Regions from separate parts of the Homo sapiens genome. Here region 2 is linked to region 1. A link is a loop called in an ENCODE intact Hi-C map of the cell type or tissue named here. Cell type or tissue: PC-9. All regions are shown on one strand. Links, peaks and the distances in the headings refer to the core of each region. The heading gives the core; the rest is flanking DNA. Region 1 overlaps RAI1 (retinoic acid induced 1). Region 2 overlaps RAI1 (retinoic acid induced 1).

Region 1 (12,273 bases), core at 3,459-8,458:
TGTCCTCTGGCAATGCCCCCAGGTGGGCGCTGTTTGGCCAGCCCAGGCTTTTAAAAATAACATTGGATTTCACATAAAAATTCTACATTTTGCTTCCCTGAAAAAAAAAATCAGGTCGGCATTGCAGGGCCACACACCCACAGGGCACTATCGGCAGAGCTACCATGGGACTGCCACCTTCTGAGTCACCTGGTTCCCTGCAGTTCCCACTCATGTGCCAGCTGGGCCCTGGCACTCTGGAGCTTGCCACCCTGCTTAGACCTGGGTTCCTGCCCTGGCATCCTGGCTTTCCCTGATCCGAGGCAGATTCTATCTTTGAAGCTCATCTAGTAAATGTCAAAACTGAGAAACTGATTCCAAACTGGGTCTTAGTGTTTTCTGAGAATTCTCCAGGCCAGAAAGAAAAAGAAAGGGTGCACCAGATGCGGGGCACTGCGTGGGGAAAGATAAGGAGGTGTGAAAGGATGCAGAATGCTTGGGGAATAATACCATGTTCTCCTTGCCTGTTAAGTACTTGGTTGGCAATGCCTGAATACTAACACCAATCAGATTCTGCTTGTTCTATAAGATGATTCATTCATTCCAGGCATTCAGATGACCCTCACAGCATCCCTGATAGAGCACCATTGTGGGTGCTTTTATTCTCATTTTCAGCAGATGAGAACACTGGATCTCAGGGAAGTGACATGGCACGCCCCAGGTCCCAGTAAGGGCAGGACCCTGACAAGAATTCCGACTCCTGACTCCCAGTCCAGTGCTCGTTCTCTCTAAGACACTGGAAAAATTGGCTCTTAGGTGGGCTTCTTTCTCTGGCACATTTTTTAAATGCTCCTTTAGTTAATATGCAGGAGGGATTTCCATGTTCTCGTACATAACCTTTTGCTGAAGTGACAACGTGCGATAAAAGGGTCCCAGGAGAGCCAGTGTAATTTGGGCTGTGAGGGACAGAGAATACCAATGCAGAAGCCTCTGCAGAAGGCCTGGCTGCTCCTGGGGGCTGGGAGACCCGGGGCCCCCTCACCACCCAATGCAAAGGTCTGGCCATCTTGGGCCCTGGGACCACGTGTACGTTCTGATTCGTCTTCCACTGCTTGGTTTATTTTTCTCACGTTTTTGGGTGAGGATCTTGGTTCCTAGAGGAGGGAGGTCTAGGCAGAGAGAAAATGAGCATCCAGGACAGGGGGAGAGATTGAGGAGGATGCCTGAGGCAGACGTTGAAGCCTTGTTTCTAGTCAAGCACTGGCTAGTTGGGGGGTATCAGACAAAGGGGTCCACATAGAAGGCAAACTGAAGGGCATGTTCAAGTGCTGTTCACGCCTGCCTTTAGCCCCCAACGACCAAAAGGGGGCTTGGCATAGCGAGACCCTCTCTCTACAATTTTTTTTTTTTAATTTAGCCAGGCATGGTGGTGGGTGCCTGTGGTCCCAGCTACTCCAGAAGCTGAGGTGGGAGGAACACCTGAGCCCGGGAGGTCAAGGCTGCCATGAGCCAAGATTGTACCACTGCACTCCAGCCTGGGTGAAAGAGCGAGACCTTGTCTCAAAAAAATAAAAAGTTGGGGGGATGTTAAGGAGGTTCCAGTTAATTGTGGCTGATTCTAAATTGGGAGGCCTAACAAATGGTACTTATCCTCCCGTGGGAGCAGACCAGGGCTAACCAAGGCCGCTGGGAATGGGGGTCATGGAGACAGAGCCCCTTTTCCCTCCCACCCACCTGAAGGCTCCAAGAACTTCCACTGCAGAGGTGTCAGGGACGGACCTGGTGCAGACCAGTGGGCCCACACCTGCTTTCCTATGTGCGGGTCAGAGCGTGTAGGTGTATTACATGCCTGCCTGTGTGTCTGCGTGTGAGCTCCTTGGACACACACAGGGGCACATATCTGTGCTTGCATGTTTGTACATCTAAGTGTGTGCGTATCTGTGTGTTCTGACACCAGCTCGCGACACCAGCTCGCCCTCCACAAAGCTATTTCCAGGCCCCATTCCCCAAGAACAGCCATCTCTCTCTCCTTTCCCACCTGACATGGGGCAGGGAGGAGAGAATCTGTTTGAAATCTCAACAGGACATGGGCTTTGCACCTCCAGAGAGCAGGACTTGCTTGTGTGGACAGAGGTGACATAGAAAGGTTTCAGTTTCATCCAAATAGAAACTTACTTTTTTTTTTTTTCGAGACGGAGTCTTGCTCTGTTGCCTAAGCTGGAGTGCAATGGCATGATCTCAGCTCACTGCAACCTCTGCCTCCCGGGTTCAAGCAATTGTCCTGCCTCAGCCTCCCAAGTAGCTGGGATTACAGGCTCCCACCACCACGCCCAGCTAATATTTTGTATTTTTGGTAGAGATGGGGTTTCACCATGTTGGTCAGGCTGGTCTTGAACTCCTGTCCTCAGGTGATCCACCCGCCTCGGCCTCCCAAAGTCCTAGGATTACAGATGTGAGCCACAATGCCCAGCCTTTTTTTTTTTTTTTTTGAGACGGGGTTTCACTCTTGTTACCCAGGCTGGAGTGCAGTGGCGCGATCTTGGCTCACTGCAATCTCCGCCTCCCGGGTTCAAGTGATTCTCCTGCCTCAGCCACCCAAGTAGCTGGGACTACAGGCGTGCGCCACCACGCCCGGCTGATTTTTTTTGTATTTTTAGTAGAGTCGGGGTTTCACCATGTTGGTCAGGCTGGTCTCAAACTCCTGACCTCAAGTGATCCACCTGCCTCAGCCTCCCAAAGTGCTGGGAATACAGGCGTGAGCCACCGTGCCCAGCCCAAAGATGCACTTCCTCTCATTCAGAAGTGATTTAGAAGTGGCCTGGGCTGCTCCAGGAGGTAGTGAGTGCCCCATCTTAGGTGGGTAGGTGTGCAAGCAGATGCCCAACCTGTGCCTTCCTCTCTTTTGTGGTCCCTTCTAAGCGCAAAGTGCCTAGGGCTGTGTATCTCCTGGCGGCAGTTCTGAGGTGGCCCTATTTTGCCAACCCAGCCTGGTTGGAGGGACTGACAGGGCTTCTGCCCCTAGGTGTCCCCTGAACTTGGCCCACAAAAGGCCTGAGGAATATAGGGGACTGTGATTGTGTGTGTGGTGTGTGATGTGTGACAGTGGACTTGTTTGTGTATCTGTGTTATGTGTGTGCATCTGTGTATGGTGTGTGTACTTGTGCGGGTGGGGCTTCAAGGGTTGAGTGTGGATATCCATGTTGTGAGTGTGCATTGCGCATGGCCCTGGAGGATGGGGGGACATTTCTGGGCTGTGTGGGTATTGACTGTGAACTGTGAGTATGTGCACTTGGGCCAGTGGAGGTGTTTGTGGCTAGAACGTGTCTGGAGGGAACTGTGCTGAGACCCCCACCGCCTCTGTCCTGGTTCATTCCTTCCCACCCCAGGCTCCTCTCATGGCCCCTGCCCCCAGGTCAGACCTGGGAGGCTCTCAGTCATCCCAAACTCTGACCATTCATGCTCTCCCTCCCAGAGACCTTGGCACCTGCCAGCACTGCTCTTGACTTTGTCCTTGCTCTGGGATAAGAGCAGGCCCAGCAGATGGCCGAGAGGTCCCAAGGAACAGAGGAACAGGCGGGGAGGAGGCCCAGTCACTGCTTAGCTTCTCTGTAGGAGATGTAGAAGGAAGTGGGTCTTTGTGTTTCTGCAGCATCTGGACCAGATGGAGAGACCTTTCTGGAGATGGCATGCACACTTCCAGATAGGAGCTGGAACATTTCCAGAAATGGAATGTTTTTAGAAATGAGACATGGTGTTTCTGGAGACAGGATGAGGACGTTTCTAGAGAAGAGATGAAAAGCATTTCTGGAGGAGGGGCATTTCTGAAGATGAAATGAGAACATTTCTGGAGATGGGAGAGGGCATTTTTGAGGAGTAAAGATGAGGCTTTTCTGGATTCTGAGCATTGCTAGAGATGGAACATTTCTGGAAATGGATTCTTTCTAGAGAGAAACTAGAATACTTCTGGAAGTGGTGTGTTTTTGAAGATGATGCTGGAGTATTTCTGGAAATAAAATAGGGCACTTCTGAAGATGAGGTATTTTTGGAGCTGAAATGCAACATCTCTGGAGATGGGATATGGCATTTCTGGAAGTGGAACATTCTTGGAGTTAGGGTGGAGCCTCAGTAGACCACTGGCATTTCTGGAGATGGATTACATTTGAAGATGACGGGGAATATTTCTGGAGATAAGATGGAGCATTTCTGGAAATGGAACATTTTGGAGCTGGGGAATTTCTGGGTTAAAATGAAGCATTTCTGGGGAAGAAACAGGTCATTCTCAGAGAAGGGACATTTTTTGGATTGAGGATGGGACATTTCTAGGGAAGGAGTTTTCTGAAGATGAGGGGGTCATAGCTCAGCCTGGCTGTTTCAAGGCCACTTGAGGAGGCAATAGGGGAGGGTCTCAGGGGCCCAGAGACCCCACCTGTGGTCCTTGTTTTGCACATGGCCCGAGGGAGGGTCTTGCCCAGACTCACTCCTGCTGAGCTGCAGAGTGGGCTTCTGAGGAACCTTTCCAGAATGCAGCCTTTGCCACCCCCTGGCCCAAAACCCTGGCCTGTGCTGGAATACTACCAGAGGGAGGCCAGAGCTGCCCAGTCTTACTCTTGGGGTCCCTACCTGCTTCTGGTGGGGTCCTGGCAGCCTCTAGGCTCACCACAGGGATAGGCAGTGACTGAATGGTTAAATTTAATTTAATTCAATTTTGTCAAGCCAGCTGAGGCTTGCTCCCCAGCCCCCTCTGCCAGAAGCCTGTACCTTTCCTCCAGTCCCCCGCCCCATATCCCCCTACCATGGGGATACCTGAGGGTGGCCTTATTGCAGCAGACAGATGGAGGGGGGCTACAAGGCTGAACATGGGCAAGGGTCCAGGGCCCTTCTCGGGCTCAGCCTGATTTCAGGGCGGGGGGCCCCAGCCACCTCCGCCTACTCCAGAGAAGCAGATATTGAGGCCTGTCACCACTTGAGCAGGCCTGGAGCCCCAGAGTAATTATTTCTCTTCCTTAATTGAAATTTCAGCCTCAGTGATCCAGCCTCAGAAGTGTAAGGCAGGCACAGAGACCCTGCCCCTGGTGGGGGGAGGGGGCGCCCCCCACCCTGGCCCCAGAAGGAGGGAGGCAGTGCCATCCCAGGGGGGCAGGTGGCTTCACATGCTGGTGGGTGGGCATGAGGTGGACGGCTGCTGGTCAAGGAGGCAGGGTCAAGGGGGCCAGTATGGCATAGTATGGCCTGAGCACTCAGTATGGCCTGAGTATGGCTCAGGCCAGTATGGCAGCTGCCATGGGAAGGTTGGGCCTCTCCCTCTGACTCCTGACAGAGGAAGGTGAGGGGGTTGATCTAGGCTAAGGTAGCATGAGGGAGTGAGTACCAGGAGACTGCTGCCTCCTCCCACATCTGGCGGGCACTGAGGGGTGGGCTGGGGTGGGTGAGGGGCTATGGTGTGAGTGGGGCGGGCTGGCTGGCGGCAGGCCCAGTTCCTGGTTCAGGGCTGGGTGAGGCGGCTGGCCTGGCGGGGCGGGGTGGGGTGGGCAGGAGGGTGCAGCTGAGGAGCCTGTTTTCCCGGCTGCTGCGGTCAGGCTGGGAGGAGCCTCCGCCACCTGGGTGGTCCCTGCTGCCCTACACGGCCTTGGGCCTGGCCTGTCTGCGGGTGAAGGCGGGGGCAGAGGACTCCAGGGACCAGCAGGAAACTGGGAGAAGCCATGGGCTTGAAATGAGCCTGGGGTCCACCCCTCCGTGAGCTTCTCAAGGTGGCTCTGAGGTGCTGGGGTAAACGTAGCAACTGCCAGCTTGCAGCTGTGTGTGTCTGAGCTCAGGCAACCCAGGCACCACACAGGAAGCTGCTGTACTCACTGGACCCTGATGGGCTGCAGAGGGCCAGAGAGTCTACTTGTGGGCCCTTCTGGGTGTCAGTCTTCTCCATCTGGGGAATGGGTTGGCTTGGTGGGAGTTTTCAGGCCTGCATTACCTTCAAAGGGCTCATGCTGCAAGCATGGGCTGTCCTCCCTGTTTTTATAAGTACACGGGCCCCAGCCTTACCCAGACAGCCCAGCACGCTGCCCGTAGTATCCTGGGGAAGGGCAGCAGCTGTCATCAGTGTTATTTCTGAGGTGTGTTTTCCTGGCAACCAGGAAATTTCTGTCAGTGGGAACAGCCTGCCCAAGGCCTCCTCCACCCCTGGGGAAGACAAGTTGTATGACAAGGGAGACAGAGGCAATTCAAAGTGAAGAACGGGAGTGAGGCCGCCTCCTCCGTGCATATTGCTCACACACTGGGGCAGCCACGTGCCCAGTAAAGGCTCTCTTGAAAACCGTGGAGATAGGAGCCAAGCTCTGCAAGGCCCTGACTAGCTCACCTGACCCCTGGCATCTAGAAGCTCACAGCCTATTCTTGGTGGAGGTGTGGCTATGGCTGCCCTCCAAGGAGGGGAAGACAGAGATGGCTGGACAGGATGGGACAAGCCAGCCCCCAGGAGCTGGGGAAGCGAAGGTGGGTGCAAATGAAAACGCAGAATCCCATTTGCAGTCCATTTGCTTAGCAGCCCTGACCAGGAGGGAGAGAAAGAAGAGGGCAGAGCAGGGAGAGATGGGGAGGGATAAGGATACAGAGAGAGAATCTGGCAGCCAGGGGTCAGGGAGCCTTTGGCCGTAAGGCCTGGGATGCCTGCTGCTTACTGAGGCTGTGGCCCCTCCTGCCTTCCAGAGCTAAGAAAGCTTTGCTCTGTCTCAGCTCCAGACACCGCATCCCCACCACACATTCCAGCACCTGCCTGCTTCCCCTGACCTCTGGCTGCCCCACAGACCCCATCCCTACCTCCACTCCTTGGGGATTTTGAGGTCTTATGCCACCACTCCACTCTGAGCAGGCTCAGTCTCCCTGTGTTGGTGGTGGTGCGGGGTGGTGAGAGTGGTCCTGGAGCAGTGGGAACTACCCGGAGGCCACCTGGGGTGGGTCCCAGGCACCAGTCCAGCTGGCCAGTGGGCCACGGGGGCTGACCTTGTCACCTTGGGCCCAGATGGAGGGCAGCGGTGCTCGGCCCTTCCCCCAAGCACATACAGCCGCTGAGCTAACATGACTCACCGCGTGGCAGCTCCCTCTCCCCACTGGGAGTGGGGATGGAAGCCTCCAGATGCTGCAGCCCCACCCTGAGGGAATCACAGGCCAGGCTGAGCCCTTCCAAAGTGGGGATAGCTGGGGATCAGACATCAGCATCCATTGAAGGGGGTGTTCACCCGCATGGGGTAAGCCCTGTGCCTGGGACTCTGGGCTTAGTGCCCAGCTAGGGCCTTGGGAGACCCTTGGGCTTCTCTGTGCTCAGGGGGAAAGGAGCTGTGCAGCCTCTAGGGGTCCTGCCTGCCCCAAGCTGTGCTGGTGGTCCAGGCCCCCTTTGGGGAGGACCCTGGCCAGGGGTCCCTAGCTCCTCCTCTGTCATCCAGAGAACCCTTAGGTCCCAGGGGCTGGTGGTGTTCCTCTTCCTCAGAAACACTACCTGCAAGACTGGAACCCTAACACAGCCACCTCTGGAGAGTTGGGGGTCACCCATCTCTTCTTTGCTCCCCACCCACCCTGGTGGAAGTGGTTCATCTGCTCTGAGCCCTAAAGAGGACCAGGTGGGAAAGAGGCCTGATGCCGTGCTGGGGGCTTCGAATAGGTACAGGCACTTCTCTAAGGTTGCTGTGTAGGGCAAGAAAATCAGCTCAGAGAGTGAATGAATTTGCCCCAGGCCACGTGGCCATCAGGTGGCCTGGCTGGGGTTTGAACCTGTCTTCTCAGAGCAAAGCTGACTTGGCTGCACCTCCCTGGACTTCAGCTTTCAGGGAGGGAGGTCCAGGCAGCAGGAGCCTGGGGGACAATGCTATTTTTCATATTGATTTTTGTATTGACCTGCATCCTGTTGCCCACCCCGGCAAGCCCCAGGACAGATCCCGTTTTGGTTTTCGCCAGAACAAAGCAGGCTGTGCTAGACCTGCCAAAGCAGATACTTCCTCAGAGCAGGTGAAAGGAAACTCAATCTTGTCTTTTGTTACTCAAGGAGGGAGTGAGGGAATGGCTTTGCCCTTGAACAGGGAGGCCGTGGGCGGGTGGGAGGGGTGGGTGAGGCAGTGTGGGGAGAGGGCAGGGGCACACATACCTGAGCCGAGACACCACCCCCGCCCGCCGTCAGAGCATCCGGAGTGTGGTGACCATGTTAGTATTCAGCACAAGCGCGCGCGCACACACACACACACACACACTCGCGCACGCACACACGCACGCTCACACTCACACACTTAAGCGCACACGTACACGCACGCCTTTCTTTCCGTCTCTCCCCACCACCCTCCTGAGTCCCCTCTAAACCAGGAAGGTAGCATCTGACCAGCAGAGAAAAAAAGAGAGAGAAAGGAAAAGAGAAAAAGAGAGATTAGTGGGAAGAAAATCCGATTCTGGAGTTACCTTAGTTACCAGCTCCTAATGACTCGCAGGGCGGGCTCGGCCACCTTCCTGAGCAGGGGGACCCTCCCTCCCGGGCCCCTCCATCACCCCATTAATAAGACGGGGCCCTTGTTCATGAGTTCTGCCACAGAAAGGGAAGAATCAAGGACTTTTCAATAAGAGAGAACTCCCTGGGTGGTTTTGAATAGTTGCTTTTTGTGTGGCAGTGCGGGACTCGTCCTCGGCTCTCTGCCCTGGCCGCCTCCCTCAGCTGGCTCTGTCTGGAACTGCCTGCTCCTGGGTCTCCAGATGGATGAGCTTGTTTCTCCGGGAGCTCAATCCTTTATTGTTCCTGCCTTTCCCCTCCTGACACCCTCAGCTTAGCAGAGGCCACAGGCAGCCTTTGCGTCTCAGGAAAGCAAGAGAATCCCCGAGGTGGTTCTAAAAAGGCTTAAAGCCCGGGAGTGGGGCTCAGCATGAAGGAAACAAAAGCACACTCCCCACATCCAGGGTGCTGGGCCTGTCGGCCAGGGCCAAGCTCACGGCCGTTGCTTCGGTGCCAGTGGAAGGGGAATGAATGGAGGAGAGACTGGGTGAGGGAGATGACGATAGAACAGGAGGGAGATGGGTAAATCCGTTTTATCAGACGCTGCATATCTTAGGAAAGCACATTTCAGCTCTTTTGGCTTTTGGCAAGCTGGTCCTACCCTTTAATTTTCTAATAAAAAGGAATTACGTTTGCTGAAAAGGCAGTAACCAGCTTCATGTCAGTGTCTCTTGTGGAGACCATAATTCCCGTCTTGGGTGCCTGCCGGCTCTGGGGTGGGAGGTGGGCTTCTGTGGCCACGGGTGATGATATTCAGGAGTCAAGGGGCAGGGACGTCAGGGCCCACAGCAGATGCCAGGCAGTGCCACATGGCTTTGCCCTGCTTGCCCCACCCTGGCCTGTCCACTCCCAGCCCAGCCTCTGATCATGGTTCCAGGCTCACCACAGACAGGGCTGGCAGAGGCTCCCAAGACTCACAATAGACACTTAATGAATATTTGTGGAATGAATGAAGGAATTCTTACTGCCGAGGCCTGAGGTAGCAGGCAAGTTGCTCAGAGGGTCAGATCTTGGTTTGAATGAATGAATGAATGAATGAATGAACGAGTGAATGAATGAATGAATAAAGGAATGAATGTTCTCCAGAGTCTGAAACTATCTATCTGGAAGGACTAACCTCCAACCAACCCCACTCTCCCTAAGCTCTGGCACTGAATTCACTGGAAACTTTGCCAAAAATAATATCCCCTCTGCTTTTAACAAATAATATGCACTCGTTTTAAAAGAGAGAGAGAGAGAGAAGTGTGTGAAGTCGCAAGTTCATGTCCATGCTGTCCCACACCTGAGTCCCCCAGAGCCAAGGGTGGGCACCCTTAGAAGGTCCTTTAGACCTTCCTCCAGGCTCTGGGAATCCCCTGCATTTCTTATCTGGTTTGGGGGTCCTTGCACACGCACTGTTCTACAACCCTATGGGGCCCCTCGGCCATCCCTGTCCCCAGTGAGATCTGGATGTGGTTCAGACCTCCCTGGGCTGCAGAGTGTCCCTTCCTGCTCTCCAACCTGGGAACAGGAGCCAGGTATTTATGTAAGTCTCTGTGGGGTGAATGTAGGAAAACATTTTTGCTATTACAACTCCCTTCATTCCAGTCCCTGATTTATTGATTTTTGAGACAGGGTCTCCCTCTGCAGCCCAGGCTGGAGTGCAGTGACATGATCACAGCTCACCATAGCCTCAACCTCCCAGGCTCAAACCATCCTTCCACCTTAGCCTCCCGAGTAGTTGGGACTTACAGTCACATGCCAACATACCCGGCTAATTTTTAATTTTTTGGTAGAGGTGGGATCTCACTATGTTGCCCAGGCTGGTCTCCAACTCCTGGGTTCATGTGATCCTCTTGCCTTGGCCTCCCAGAGTGCCTCCCAATGGGCTCACACCCCAGCCCCAGTTTTAAACAAGATCCTGAAGGCAGAACACTCACCATGGGTAGGCACTTGATAAATGGTAGCCTTTGTGATTTGGGAGGAATCTGTACCCAGTGCTATGCTTGGTTCCACATCCTAAGCATTGCTTGTGCCATACTATATGCCAGGCCCCCAGGGCGCAGGAACACACGGTTCCAGAGGGGTGTGGAGGCCCCTGAGTGGCAGCGTCCAGGAGCCCAGTCGCTGCCCCTGCCCGCAGCAGCCCATCACTGCTGGTATCCAGCCTCCTTCAGACTGGTGTATGCCACTGGAAACTCCAGGACATGTGCGCAGCAGACCCCACACACGTGGTTTCTCTGGGGCTGCCTCCTGACCCCAATGGGCAGGCACCAGGTCTCTGAAGCTCAGCTGGCAAATGTAGGAGCAGCCCAGGATTTGGCTGGTTGGGCACATGCACGGCTCCCGTCCTAGGACCTGACTTAATCTCAATCCTTAGAGGTGGCCTGGGAATCTGAATTGTTACTAGCCTCTTGGCTGCCATGGATCCCTTCCAGGATCAGGAACTGGCATGAGGCATAGGAGGGCCAAGGACATCTTTTAGGCTGCATGGAGCCCGGATCCACTCTGCAGCCCCTGGCTGGGCCGTAGGAGAGCGGGCAGGCTCAGGGCAGGGAGGGGAGCTAAAAGGGAATGGAGGGGAGACCAGCAGGAGCTCTGTCTGCCCGATTCTGGTTTGGGCTGTGAGACAGTCATTGCATTTTTTTGCACAGTTCTGGCCACACAGTATTTAAGAGGCTTTGCCTACAGACCTGAGTGACTGTGTGAATGGTGGCACTGGTGCATACGGGGACGCCTGAGGAGGAACAGATTTGGGACTTGTCCACCTAGGACTCCCTGTGGGATTGCCAGTATCACCCCTCTTCGTCATTAATTCCCAGCTTGCCTGGGGGAGGCCAGGGGGTAGCATGGGGTTCGGGTTCCCCTAGGGTTCAAACACCAGCCCATCTGCCCTGGGTGGCCCTTCCCTGCTAAGAGCCTCAGTCTGCTGTTCTGTAAAGTGGGTCCAGCCATTTCTGTACCCTCAGGGTGGCCATGAGGGTCAGTAGCCAGAAAGGCAAGGCCCCACACAGAACTGGTTCACAGAAATAGCAGGCAGTTTGTCAGGGGCAGCCTTGGCGTGGTTTTCATTCAAAATCATTTTTTAATTCCAAAAGAAAGGAAATGGTTGTAAATAAAGAAGGGAAGGCCGGGCACGGTGGGTGGCTCACGCCTGTAATTCCAGCACTTTGGGAGGCCGAGGCGGACAGATCACGAGGTCAGGAGTTCGAGACCAGCCTGACCAACATGGTGAAACCCTGTCTTACTAAAAATACAAAAATTAGCCGGGCGTGATGGTGCGCACCTGTAATCCCAGCTACTCAGGAGGCTGAGGCAGGAGAATCTCTTGAACGCAGGAGGTGGAGGTTGCAGTGAGCCGAGATTGTGCCACTGCACTCCAGCCTGGGTGACAGGTTGAGACTCCGTCTCAAAAAAAAAAAAAAAAAAAAAAAAGGAAAACTGTAGAGGCACATAAACAGGTCAGAGTTCCTGTCTAGGCTTCCCTAGAGGTCTTTACTTTTACTAGTGTAATCTGAGTCTTTGACTCTGTTTGTGGGCATTTACATACACAATTAAATCTTTACTGTGTACCTACTGTGTGCTGAACCCCGAGGATTTCAGACCTTGAGCCCTGCTGTTAGGGGCTCTCACAGTCCTGGTGGGGAGACTGACCCCTAAGCTGATAAATGACCCCTCCATGGGGAGTGGGCCTGTAAAGTGATGATGGAAGAGGGTCCACAAAGGAGGGAACTAACTGTGGGTTGGCAGGACAGGGAATGGGGATCGGGGAACCTTGAAGGGACATGGAGTGTGAA
Region 2 (12,273 bases), core at 625-5,624, 52 kb before region 1:
GAGGCTTTCCTGGGACGTGGCCCTCGGGATCTAGAAACTGGAAAGGAATCTTCTAGTTTCCCACCCCTCCCCCTCTTGACAGGCAAGCCGGTATATTCGGGGCCCAGGAGCAAGGAAAAGTGGCCTTTTGCGTGACACAGAAGTGGACACATCATTCTGATCTCAGGGCAGGCTCAGCCCCATAACTCTGGCAAAAGCTCTCACAAGCAAAAGCCTTGGAGAGGAGGAGAATGTATCAAGGTGAGATCCAGGCCCCAGAAGCCAACTGTGGAGTGGGCAAAATAGGACCTTTCCCACCAGCCTAGCATCCCTCTGGCTTCTGTGGAGATAAAGGGAACTCAGGGGTACTGGAGCTGCCTTTCTCTTCCACTAGACTGTGGGGCTCTCATAGGCAGGGACCCTGTCTTACTCCTCTTTGTTTTATTTTTGAGACAGGGTCTTGCTGTGTGGCCCAGGCTGGAGTGCCTTGGCACAAACACAGCTCACTTCAGCCTCAACCTCCAGGGCTCAAGCGATCCTCCAGCATCAGTCTCCTGAGTAGCTGGGATCACAGGCGCCCGACACCACACGTAGCTAATTTTAAATTTTTTTTTTTTTCTAGAGACAGGGGTCTTGCCATGGCTGGTCTTGAAGTCCTGGGCTCAAGCGATCCTCCCTCTTTGGCCTCCCAAAGTGCTGGGATTACAGGAGTGAGTCACTGCACCCAGCCTTACTCCTCTTTAGACTCCCAAGCCTAGACCAATTGCTTTCAAATTCTTGCCCGTGACCTATAGTAAGAAATACATCGTAGGTAACTACACAGGTCACACTGTATATAGCTGAAACAAAAGTTTACTGAAATAACTCCCTTACTGTGTCTGCTGGTCTGTAATCCTTTTTGTTCTTGTGTATTTGTTTTTTTTTTAATTACTGATTGCTACCCACGAAATTAATTTTGCAATCCACTGATGGGTCATACCCAGAATTTGAAAAAAACAAGCCTAGGAAATGAATTTGCCATCTATTCATGCAACAAATGTTAATTGCAACCCTAATAATTCCTCTCATGTTAAACTACTCAAGTAACACTTGGATACTTGGGTGAAAAATGCAAATAAGCCAGAAATATATGTAGTAAAAGTAAAAGTTCCCTTGGCACCCTCCCTGCAGGTAACCCCAGTTAATAGTTTGAACGTATCCTTCCAGACTTTTTGTTACTCACTTAATGCATATATATATATATATATATATATATATATATATATGTATGTATGTATGTATATTACATATACCAATCCATGCATAGTTTTCTTTTTCCCCAAGTGAGGACATACTGTGGGCTCTTCCTCGGCAGCTTCCTTTTTCCTCTCCGTTTGTCTTGGAGAGGTTGGTTGTGTGGCGAAGTCCTTCAGGGCAAGTTCTGGGTTGACTCCTGGCTCCACCACATACTGAACAGGCCATTTACCTCTCTGTGCCTCAGTGTCCCCATCTTTACAATCAGGAGAATAACAGTACAGACCTCACGGTACTGAAGTAAAGATGCAGTGAGTTAATCCATATGAAGTTTAGAGCAGTGCTTTTGCCAATAAATGCTGATTGCTGCCGTCATTGTTGTATTGTTATTGCTGTTCTATCTCCATGGCAGCCCATGTTTGAAATGCATTGCTTTCCACAGCTGCCTGTGGCCATGGCATGGGTGTCTTTTTCCTCCCCTATCCAACGTGTGGCTCCACAGGGAGGGAGGAGGTGCAACAGCAACGGTGTGCGCAGAGCAGCGTCTCTGCGGGAGAGGCACCTGGGCACTGGGCCCAAGGGAACAGGGATTTTCCAAGGACCCACTGTTTCCAAAGTTCTGTGCTTAATGTCGGGGTCCAAGCAGGAAGCATCCCTGCACTTGACCACAAGAAGGTCACAGCCCAGTGGGTGATTGGGACCCAGCTCATAGCCAAGGCCTCGACCAGAGCTGGAGGCTTCCTGGAGGAGGGGCCTTTGAGCAGGTGCTTCAGGCACGGCGAGGTAAGAGTGAGAGGAGCATTCCTGGCAGAGGGAACACAGTGAGCAGAGCGAGTCTTTGGAAGCTGGAAGGGATGTGGCCTGTGTGCTGTAGCCAAACAAGAGGGGAGGACTTGGCTCAGAAAGAATGGTGGCGGAAGAGGTTGGGCTGTTGCTGGGACCTCCTCACTGGCCTCCCTGCCTCCATCCTGTCCCCTCCCAGGTGCTGGCCAGCAGCACTGTCAGAGCGATCGTTCTAAACCCAGCAGATAACCTCCAGTGGCTCCTGCTGCCTTATGAATAAAGGTCCCATCTGTAGTTCTTCCCATGCTGTCCAGGGCCATTTCTGGTGTCCTCTGCCTGCCCTGTCCTCATTCAGTCCTGTCCCCTCCAGCCACAGCTGGCACCTCCTTGTTAAGGTGCAGCCATGTGCATCCTTGCCTCTGTGCATCGGGCTGGGCTGTTCCTTCCACCTGGGATGCCCCTCACCTTCCTCCCTGCCGCCCCAGACCAAAACAGACGTCCTGTCTCCTCCTCCTCTGACCTCCGAGGCAGAATGAGTCATCTCCCTTTGTCTATACTCGTGGCATAGCGTTTATCACGGAATTATCGGCAATTCTGCCAGTGTCTGTCCTCCCCATGAGGCTGAAGCATCGAGGCCTGAAAGCACGTCTCCTTGCTCTCTCCGGCCCAGTGCCAAGGGCGAGGCCTAGAACACAGGACGCTCAGAAATGCTTCCTGGCAGGAGGGCCAGGTGAGGTGGAGAGGGTGAGAGCCCCAACATTGTCTCCCGTGGGCCCCTTTGATCTTTAGCAAGGGCATGCTCAGGTCTGTGTGGATCTTGTGCTGTCAGCCTTTAGATGAGTGGGGTGAGGGGCTTGGTGGGGTCGGGGGGCAGGGGGAGGTGGCGGGCAGCTTCCCCAGGCTGCTTCCTGAGGGGGCTGGGAGAAACTGGCTCATCCTGTTCCCCAGTGATTGAGGCAGAGCTGTGCCCTGTTCCTGGTGGGTCACTGGGGATCTGAGATTGGAATGTGACACCAGGGAAGGGGAGGCAGGGTGGGAGGCAGGGCTTGGAGGTACAGGCTGGGGCTTGGCTGGCAAAGGACAGATTTCGCTCCACTGGTTCTTGAACCCGTGTGTGTGTGTGTGTGTGTGTGTGTGTGTGTGTGTGTGTGCACGCGCGCGCCGGGGAGGGGAGAGATGGGGAAGAGAAAAACATGAGGGCAGAGAGGTGGAGTGGGGGTGGAGGACCTGGGGAGTGGTGAGCAGGGACAGGGAGAGATGGAAGTGGGGGGACGGCAAGGAGTGAGGGAGAAGTTCCTGCTGCTGCTGCTGGAGAGTATGAAGAGTGTGCTTAGGGCCAGGAAGGAAAGCAGCCAGGCGCATCGTCTCACACCACCATCAGCCATGCCTTCCTTCGTCTGTCCAGCAGACAACCCTAAGTGTTCTCTTGCTTGGCTCCATGCTTGCATGGCCCCAGACAGGAGCAAGCCTGTGGTCCAGGCTTCGCACCCTTGAAGTCTAGGGGCCAGGTGAACAATGAGCATCCGGTTTCTTTCTTTTTTTTGAGATGGAGTCTTGCTCTGTCGCCCAGGCTGGAGTGCAATGGTGCGATCTCAGCTCACTGCAACCTCTGCCTCCCGGGTTCAAGCAATTCTCTGGCTCAGCCTCCCAAGTAGCTGGGATTACAGGCGCCCACCACCACGCCCGGCTAGTTGAGCAACCTCTTTCTGCACAAAGTGATCAGGCTGGGGGAGAGAAGGTGCCCAGAATGCTGTGCAGAGGCAGGAGAGGAGGGTGGAGCAGGCGAGCATGGGGTAGGGGGCAGGGAAGCCATGTGTTAGGCACTATGGTGGGGAGCCAGGACTGCTGGGGAGTCTTCCTTTCCTCTCTGGCCTCGGTCTCATCTGTAAATGGGGGAAGAGTGGACTGCTCTTGCACTGATGGTCTGTGGACCCAAGTCACCCACTCCTTGGGCATGAGAAACCAGGGACCCCGTGGAGACAGCTGATAGAACAGGGACAGCAGGCATGCTCAGAGCGTCTGCAGGCCCATGGTCAGGGGGCTTGAGGGAGAACATGCAGAATCCAGTGGAGCTTGGGTTCGCCTCCTAGAGTTCCCTTCTTGGAGACTGTGCTCATCTGGAAGGCGAGATAGGGTCGGGGTAGGGGAAGGAGCACTGGATTCGGAATCAGGAAAAGTGGTTGAGTTTTAACTGCAGCATCCCTCGGGCAAGTCACTTTCCCTCTGTGAGGGTCAGTTTCCTCTTCTGTCAAAAATGTGAACGGGCTTTGTTGTAAGCATTAAAGGTGAGCTGGGGCGCCGTGGCTCACGCTTGTAATCCCAGCACTTTGGGAGGCCGAGGCAGGCGGATCACTTGAGGTCAGGAGTTTGAGACTAGCCTGACCAACATGGCAAAACCCCATCTCCACTAAAAATACAAAAATTAGCCAGGTGTGGTGGCCCATGCCTGTAATTCCAGCTACTTGGGAGGCTGAGGCACGAGAATCACTTGAACCCAGGAAATGGAGGTTGCAGCGAGCCAAGATAGCACCACTGCACTCCAGCCTGGGTGAAGGAGACTCTGTCTCAAAAAAAAAAAAAAAAAAAAAGTGAGTGTTGCTGTGTTTTGTCATCTGGAAAGCAAGGAGGTCCTATAGCTTGGGGCCATAAACAGGCTTTGGGGTCACACCAGCCTGGGTTCAAATCCAGGTACCAGCTGCTCACTGTGGGGCTCCATTTCCCTCCCCTTTAAAATGAGGATAATAGGCAGGGCGCGGTGGCTTACGTCTATAATCCCAGCACTTTGGGAGGCCAAGGCGGGTGGATCACTTGAGGTCAGGAGTTCGAGACCAGCCTGGCCAACATGATGAAACCCATCTCTACTAAAAATACAAAAATTAGTCAGGCGTAGTGTCACATGCCTGTAATCCCAGCTACTTGGGAGGCTGAGGCAGGAGGATCACTTGAACCCCGGGGGGTGGAAGTTGGAATGAGCCAAGATCGTGCCTCTGCACTCCAGCCTGGGTGACAGAGCAAGATTCAGTCTCAATGATAAATAAATAAACAAAATGAGGATAGTAACAGGCCCCTCCTGGTTGCTGCTGCACAGTTCCTCAGCTGGGATATCATTGCTGGGCTGTTAGGCAGTTGTTTTTTGTTTTGTTTGTTTGTTTTTTGAGATGGAGTCTCGCTCTGTCGCCCAGGCTGGAGTTCAGTGGTGCGATCCCGGCTCACTGCAACCTTTGTCTCCTGAGTTCAAGTGATTGATTCTCCTGCCTCAGCCTCCCGAGTAGCTGGGACTACAGGTGTGCGCCACCATGCCTGGCTAATGTTTGTATTTTTAGTAGAGACGGGGTTTCACCATGCTGGTCAGGCTGGTCTCAAACTCCTGACCTCATGATCCGCCTGCCTCGGCCTCCCAAAGTGCTGGGATTACAGGCGTGAGTCACTGCGCCCAGCCTTGGGCAGTTATTTTTATTGCTAAAGTGCTTTGTATGTAGAAGAGATCACCATTATGATTATTATTTTTTTTTTTTGAGCCGGAGTGTTGCTCTGTCGCCCAGACTGGAGTGCAGTGGCTCGACCTCGGCTCACTGCAACCTCTGCCCCCTGGGTTCAAGCATTTCTCCTGCCTCAGCCTCCCTAGTAGCTGGGATTACAGGTACGCACTACCATGTCTGGCTAATTTTTTTTTATTTTTAGTAGAGATGGTGTTTCACCATGTTGGCCAGGCGGGTCTCAAACTGCTGACCTCAGGTGATCCACCCGCCTCAGCCTCCCAAAGTGCAGGGATTATAGGCGTGAGGTGAGCCACCACGCCCGGCCAATTATTCTTCTTCCATTCATGCCAGGTCACATCTAACCCTTACCTGTAATAACATTGGCCAAAATGAGGAGTTTGGTGCTTATTTCTTTTCTAGCCAGGTCAAGGCAGATGGATTGAGTGGGTCTTTTTACACATGGGGCGGGTGAGAATTACTAGTTTTCTGGCCAGAGTTTCTGTATGTAAAGGGACTTTGCCCCAGTGGTGTAGGTGGACCCCAGGAAAGCATCCAGCAACTTGTGACTTTAGTGGCAGTATAACCACAAACTCTCATTCATTCGTTCATTTATAAATCACGTGTAGAACACCAGGGTACTGAGAAAACAGCCATGAATGAGATGCAGCTCTAATGTAGCATAGTGGGTATGCATATGTATTTTGGACTTTGCCTGGGTTCAGATCCAGGGTCTACCACTTGCGAACTTAGCCAAGTTATTTATCTCCTTTACTTGGTTCTGTCATCTGTAAAATGGGGGAACTGATAGAATCTACCTCATAGGGTGGTCGTTTGTTCAAGTCCAGCATCAGGTACATAGAAAGTGCCAGAGCATGGCCCTTCCTCCATTGTTGCTTTTATTTCTGCCCTGAAGGATCTCATGGACCAGCTTGGTGCTGGAGGAGGTCACCCTGGCCAGGCTTCTCAGTGACGGTTGGCATCCAGAAAGGGGTGCCAAAGCCCCCCAACTCCTTGAATCAGACCCTTCTATAGTGATCTAAAGCTGCTTCTCTGCTTGACTGTTGGGGCCTGATGCTGGGGAGGTCCTGTGAGGCCTTATTGACCTGGGAAAGTCCGCCTTTGTCTGGCGCCAGGTGTGCTTGATTTTAGAAGGAATTTCATTCCTAGCCGGGCACCGTGGCTCACGCCTGCAATCCCAGCATTTTGGGAGGCCGAGGTGAGTGGATCACCTGAGCCCGGGAGTTCGAGACCAGCCTGGCCAAACATGGTGAAACCCCATCTCTACTAAAAATACAAAAAGATAGCTGGGCGTGGTGGTGGGCGCCTGTAATCCCAGCTACTCAGGAGGCTGAGGCAGGAGAATTGCCTGAACCTGGGAGGCAGAGGTGGCAGTGAGCCAAGATGATCGTACCACTGTACTCCAGCCTGGGTGACAGAGCGAGACCTTGTCTCAAAAAAAAAAAAAAAAGGAATTTCAGTCTCAAGTATGAAAGCAGAAAGTGTTTCCTGATTGAGGACTCCTCACCAGCCGGAGGCAGCAGGACTGCCTGCCTCTGTGTGTCTTTAGGCAGGTTCCTCAAGCTCCCTAAGCCCGTTTCCTCCTTCATCAAAGGCGAAAGTAATAGTACCTATTTCATAGTTTTGTTAAGAGGATCAAATGAGATAGGGCCTCTAAAGCACTTAGCCAGTCCTGGGCACAGAATAGTGTGCTTAGTAAATATTGTGCCTATTAGTGATAATCAGAATTCTCAGACAATGTAAAGTAAAAACCACCTGAAAGATTTCTTAGGAGCTACAGCTTCATAGAGATGTGAAGTTGTAAACCTCCCAGAGCCCAAGTGGACAAAGAATTGTTACAGCAGCTGGAGAGACAGGAGACCCAGAGAAGCTTAACTCCTGTAGCAAAGTCACCCAGCATTCTGGCTTGGGGTGGGCAGGGATGGGGAATCAGAGCTGGCTTTCAGTCTGGTGCTCTCTGGTGCTTTGATAGTGATTCCTTCAGCAAATAGCTATGGGCAAACAGCATTGATGCACAGCTGAGGTCATATGGGCCTGTCTTCTGGAAGCTTCTGTTCTGATAGGGAAAATGAAATTTCTACATGATCATGATGAGAGGTAAAATAAAATCACATGTTCTATTAGAAGGGTAAAGTCATCGGGTATTCACTCATTCAAGGGGGCTCTGTGCCAGGCTGTGGAGCAGTGGGTCTCATTCGGGGGCGATCTTGTGTCTCAGGGGACACTGGGCCATGTCAGGAGACATTTTTGGTTGTCTCAGCTGGGGAGGTGCTGCTGGCATCTAGTGGGTAAAGGCCATGGATGCTGCTAAACATCCTACCGCACAAGGCAGCCCCCGGAACCACACACCAGCTGGCCCCTGATGTCCATGTGCCGAGGGTTGAGATCCCTGTCTTGGGAAGCAGCAGTGGCCAAGCAGATGGAGCCCCTGCCCGTTTGAAGCATAGAGCGTGGTAGGTGAGCAGACGTTACAGAAATGATTGCCTAGATATGGATTTATTTGTAATGTGAGCTATGAAGGAAAAGGTAGCGGGAAGAAAGAGGGATGCGAGCCCTTCTACTCTTTTAAGGGAGGGCCTTTGGGGAGGTCTTTCCAGCTGAGGGCACAGCCCAGGCAAAGGCTCAGAGGCAGAAAGTGCAGGAGTGTGTTGTGGGTGGGGAGGCTACCAGGCACCTGGTGTGTGCCCGGGGAGAAGTCAGAAAAAGGCCTGGCCTCGGGGGGCCCAGGAAGTGGCTTCCAGAGGTGGGGAGAAGGCAAAAGAGAGGACTAAACCCTTTAGTCTGTTTGAGGGAACTCCAGCCCCCAGCATGTTGCTCTCTGGGGGATCCAGCAGGGCCAGGTGGGCAGTGGGAGCACCCTAGCCCCAGGTGCTACCTTCCAGCCTGGGGCCAAGCCTTTTCCCTTTCTCTCATTTGCAGCTTTCTGATAGGTGGGAAAGAGAAGCAGGAAAAAAGAGCAGAGGAAAAACAATATTTTCATTTCAAACACAGATAGGGGTGAGGGAGGCGGGAAGTAATCTGGTTTATGATACCTTTGAGACAAGCACAGAAAATCCCCACCGTGGCCCGAAATAGCACTAAAACAGACGTTTTGCCAAATCAGACTTAATTGAGTGGCTCTCTTCTTGACTCCAGCAGGATGTGGCTGGAGCTGGCTTTGTTCCCTTGGGGTGACACTGTCCCCTGGGGCCCCTGCCCTGGCTAATTAAACAAAGAGGACCTGGTCTCCTAGGCAGGACAGGAGCCTGGGGAGCTGAACTTGACAGCCCTTGGCCTCTGCCTGAGAGGGCCAGAAATGGTTACAGGGGTTGGGAAGGTGGGGGGTTCCTGACAGGAGGGCCAACTGAGTGAAAGCATTGGTGGGAGAGGCCTGGTTCCTCTAATATGTGAATATCTGTCTCTTTGGATGCTGAAAGGGATGGAGAAAAGCCAGCATTGAGTGCCTACTATTGTGCCAGGCATTGGGTGGTCCTCGCTAAGTCTTATTAACTGCCCTATATCCATTATCAAGGAAACTGAAGCACAGAGAGGTTAAGTGATCTGCCTGAGGTCACACAGCAACCAAGTGGCAGAGCTAGGATTAGAAATCACATCCGCAGGCTCCAAAGCCAGGCCCTGCCTGCTGCTTACCCCCTTCCCCATGTTAGTCACTCATCCATTCGGGAGCTAATTCCTGGCTATGAAATAATATTGTGACCTTGTGGGAAGTGAAGGCTTGCAGTCAGACAGCCATGAGCTTGGCTTCTGACCAAAGCAGTTTTTCTTTTCATGGTTTTCTCCCTCAGAACCTCCTCTTTCCTCATCTATCAAGTGGGCATAATCATGCCTTTATCCTGGAGTTGCTGTAAGGGTTAAATTCAGCACAGAAAGGGATGGAAGGGGAAGGAGGAGGTCCTTGGGCCACCCAGCTTGGCAGGGTGCAATAAAAGAGTCCTAGGTAGAGGGAGCCAGGCAAGATTGCAATATCTCTGTGCCTATCAGTGTTGGGTTTCTTTATTTGAAAGGGGAGAGAGGGCAGACTCCACTCTGCAGGTAGAGAAGGTGGTGTGGAATGCGGGTATTTATTTTTCTTTGCCTGTGAAAGCCCTGTTTTCGCTCAGGCTGTGTAGGGCTTCCCGACACTGCCATGGGTGCGCACATCTGCACACTCTGGGGTGCCTGCCATGCAGAGGCATCTGCCCAGGGTGGGCACTGAGGGCATCCACCATGTGACGCCCCCGTGCAGCCTGTAAGCTCTCATCACAGTGCCTGGGATACCTGGGAGTCCCCAGAAAGAGTGAGGATGGGTGAGGGCCATGAAACCAGGGCATCATTCCTCCACCTCCTCTGATCAGGCCCTCCTGGTCCCATTCATCTCCTTATCTCCTGGCAGCCAGTGGGTTGCTGGGAAGGCAGGGGCAGCCTTCCTGATTGACAAACAAAACAAGCTTGATCACAAAAGGAGAGGGGAGACTGGCTGGGCCTCTCCAGCTCCCCTCCCCGTGCCCCAGGCATCTTTCTTGCTCCACCCAACTGGCACCCTACATTCTAAGATGCTGCGAGGGGGCTCCAAAGCCATTGTCGAAGGTCAGGCCACCCAGGCTAGGAGCCCCTTGCACTGGGGAGGTGGATTCAAGGAGTGATGGGGTTGCCATGAGGCGGCGCTTGCTGCAATGGCCGCCCCTCCTTCCCTTCAGCTGGCTGGGCAGGCAGCTTGGAGAGGAAGCCAGGCGGCAGGTAGCTGAGAAAGACATCGGATCCAGGGGGAGCAGCAGAGAAAGCAAACAAACAGGGCTTTGTGTGGCTGCAGATTGGCGGCTCAGAAGGGAAGCCAGGCCTGTGGTAGGGGGAAGGGAGAGGAAGGAACGGGAGACCAGGCCATTGCTCTGGGCCAGAGATCGGCGGCTGGACCAGCCCGGGCTGGGCGGCCGGGAAGTAGCGAGTGCCACTACGTGTGGACAGGCATCTGGAGTCACAGCCTGGCCGAGTCCCAGCTCTGCCACTTCACTCCTTAACAGATCTGGGCTTGTTTGCCCACCTAATCTGGGCAGTCATTCACACGTAGGACTCGCTGGCTTAGGAGGAGAGTCACCTGTCCTGGCCCAGTCAGTGTCTGCTCTCATCCTACCCTTGTCCCGTCATTGCTGGCAGGACACAGAATCAAAGGGATTCAGGGTCTCCTGGGAGCTGCTAGCCTTGCCGGGTCTCCTGGGAGGGCAGCGACTTCTGCTTAGATCTGTGGGCACTTTGGAGTCTTTGACCGGGGAGGCAGCCGTGCTGAGGGGAAACGGGTTCTCTGCCCAATAACGGATGCCTGGGGTGTAGGTGGGCAGAGGCTGGCATCAGGCCTGAGGAACCAAACTGCCCCCTCCTCGTCGCGGTGGAGACGCACGAGGTGCGGGGAGGAACATAGCCAGGAAGACGGGCCTTCCTGTGGGGAGGGAGGGGCATCTTTTCTGGGGTGTGAGTCACATTCTGGATCCCAGCGAGGGCAGCCCCCAACCTGGCCCACCTCTCAGAGGGCTGGGAGGGCCCGGGCCTCGAGGAAAGGCATAGGTAGGAGCTGTCAGGCCAGACGCCCGGGCAGCTCCACGCTCGCCTCCGAGGCCATTTCCTTTCCTCTCTCCCCGACCTCGAGAAGGGGCGGCGAGAGGGCAAATGCCCGCGCTTCCTGCCGGTCCCGCCCCTCCCCGCCCGCGGCGCCCACCATCTTGGCCGCGCCGGAGCCTCCTCCGCGGTGGCGTCCCACAGGCCGCGGTCGGGGCCCGCGACGCCGACGCCGGGAGGGGGCCCGGGACCTTCGGGGCGCTGAGGCCAGGCGGGGGGCGAGGCGGGGCGGGCCGCTCGCGTCGCCATGGCAGCGCCCGGCCCGGCATGCTTCGCGGGGCCGCGGGGCGGGGCGGGGTGCTGAGGCCCCGCCCCCTGGCGGATCCCGGGTCTTTTTCCGGGAACGCGGGGGCTTCCAGTCCCAGCGTTGCGGCCGGCGCTTGCGGGTTACCGGGCCAGGCGGCGCGCATCTCTGGGCCTCGTTCTCCCACTCCCTGGATGTTTGGGGATAATGAAAGAGAGTCTGTGCGGGTTAGCCTCGGGACGGGCTCTGCTTACCGAGCCCGGCAACCCCACGGCAGGGGCCTCGGGAAGCCGCTTCCGAGGGCCAGGATAATGGGGAGACTGGACCCCTACCGCTTGGGGGCTATTAAAAGTGGAGGCCAGGCGGCCTCTCAGCTGCAGTCTCTGGGTCTCGAGCTCTTCCCCGGAACTGTCCATGGGTCAGTGAGGACCTACCCTTTGCCCTAGGGCAGGAGAAAGAAGGGGGCCGGGACTGCACACCTCACCCGGTCCAGGCCTGGACCCTGCAACCTCGGCCGGCCTCCCTCCAGCCCAGGAGCACAGGCCTCCCCTAGTTGGCAGTCGTTGGACTGTCTGGCTGGGAGGCACATTCCTACCTCCTGAGCTCGGGCACCCCGCCTGCCCTGGGGGAGCCTCTTCCAGAACTTTGCTGCCAACACTGCCCTGTCCCCACCCGGCCTTCTCGTGCCCTAAGTCCCTAGTTACTACTCCACAGCCGCCTTCTTTCCCCTGGTCTTTCTCTCTCTCTTTTTTTTTTTTTGAGCTAGAGTCTCCCTTTGTCGCCCAGGCTGTAGTGCAGTGGCGTAATCTCCGCTCACTGCAACCTCCGGTTCCCAAGTTCAAGCGATTCTCCTGCCTCAGCCTCCCGAGTAGCTGAGATTACAGGCACTTACCACGGCTAATTTTTTTGTATTTTTAGTAGAGACGAGGTTTCACCTCGTTGGCCAGGCTG

What was found. A loop is a pair of places that touch in the nucleus more often than their neighbours do. Peaks named below come from ENCODE experiments on the same cell type or tissue, not always from the same donor. Only the 100,000 strongest peaks of a DNase experiment are listed, where the experiment ranks them.
Region 2: a loop joins it to region 1, with 2.9 times the contacts of the local background. A loop is called at or near these places in 45 of 110 quality-filtered maps.

What each region holds. Positions count from the first base shown.
Region 1 is chr17:17,732,903-17,745,175 of GRCh38, forward strand. The region is part of intron 2 of RAI1 (retinoic acid induced 1); the gene reads left to right. Among named protein-coding and RNA genes, the nearest start is that of RAI1-AS1, 27 kb to the right of the region's middle. RefSeq lists enhancers at 1,823-2,062, 7,065-7,696, 10,159-10,660. In PC-9, for the core only: no CTCF peak of the experiment used is centred there; a DNase peak (open chromatin) is centred at 5,479; H3K4me3 peaks cover 508 bases; H3K27ac peaks cover 3,017 bases.
Region 2 is chr17:17,683,464-17,695,736 of GRCh38, forward strand. The region is part of intron 1 of RAI1 (retinoic acid induced 1); the gene reads left to right. Among named protein-coding and RNA genes, the nearest start is that of RAI1, 8.1 kb to the left of the region's middle. RefSeq lists enhancers at 9,493-10,207, 10,208-10,920 and a silencer at 11,119-11,548. In PC-9, for the core only: no CTCF peak of the experiment used is centred there; DNase peaks (open chromatin) are centred at 718, 2,038, 2,608 and 2,978; H3K4me3 peaks cover 2,927 bases; H3K27ac peaks cover 4,306 bases.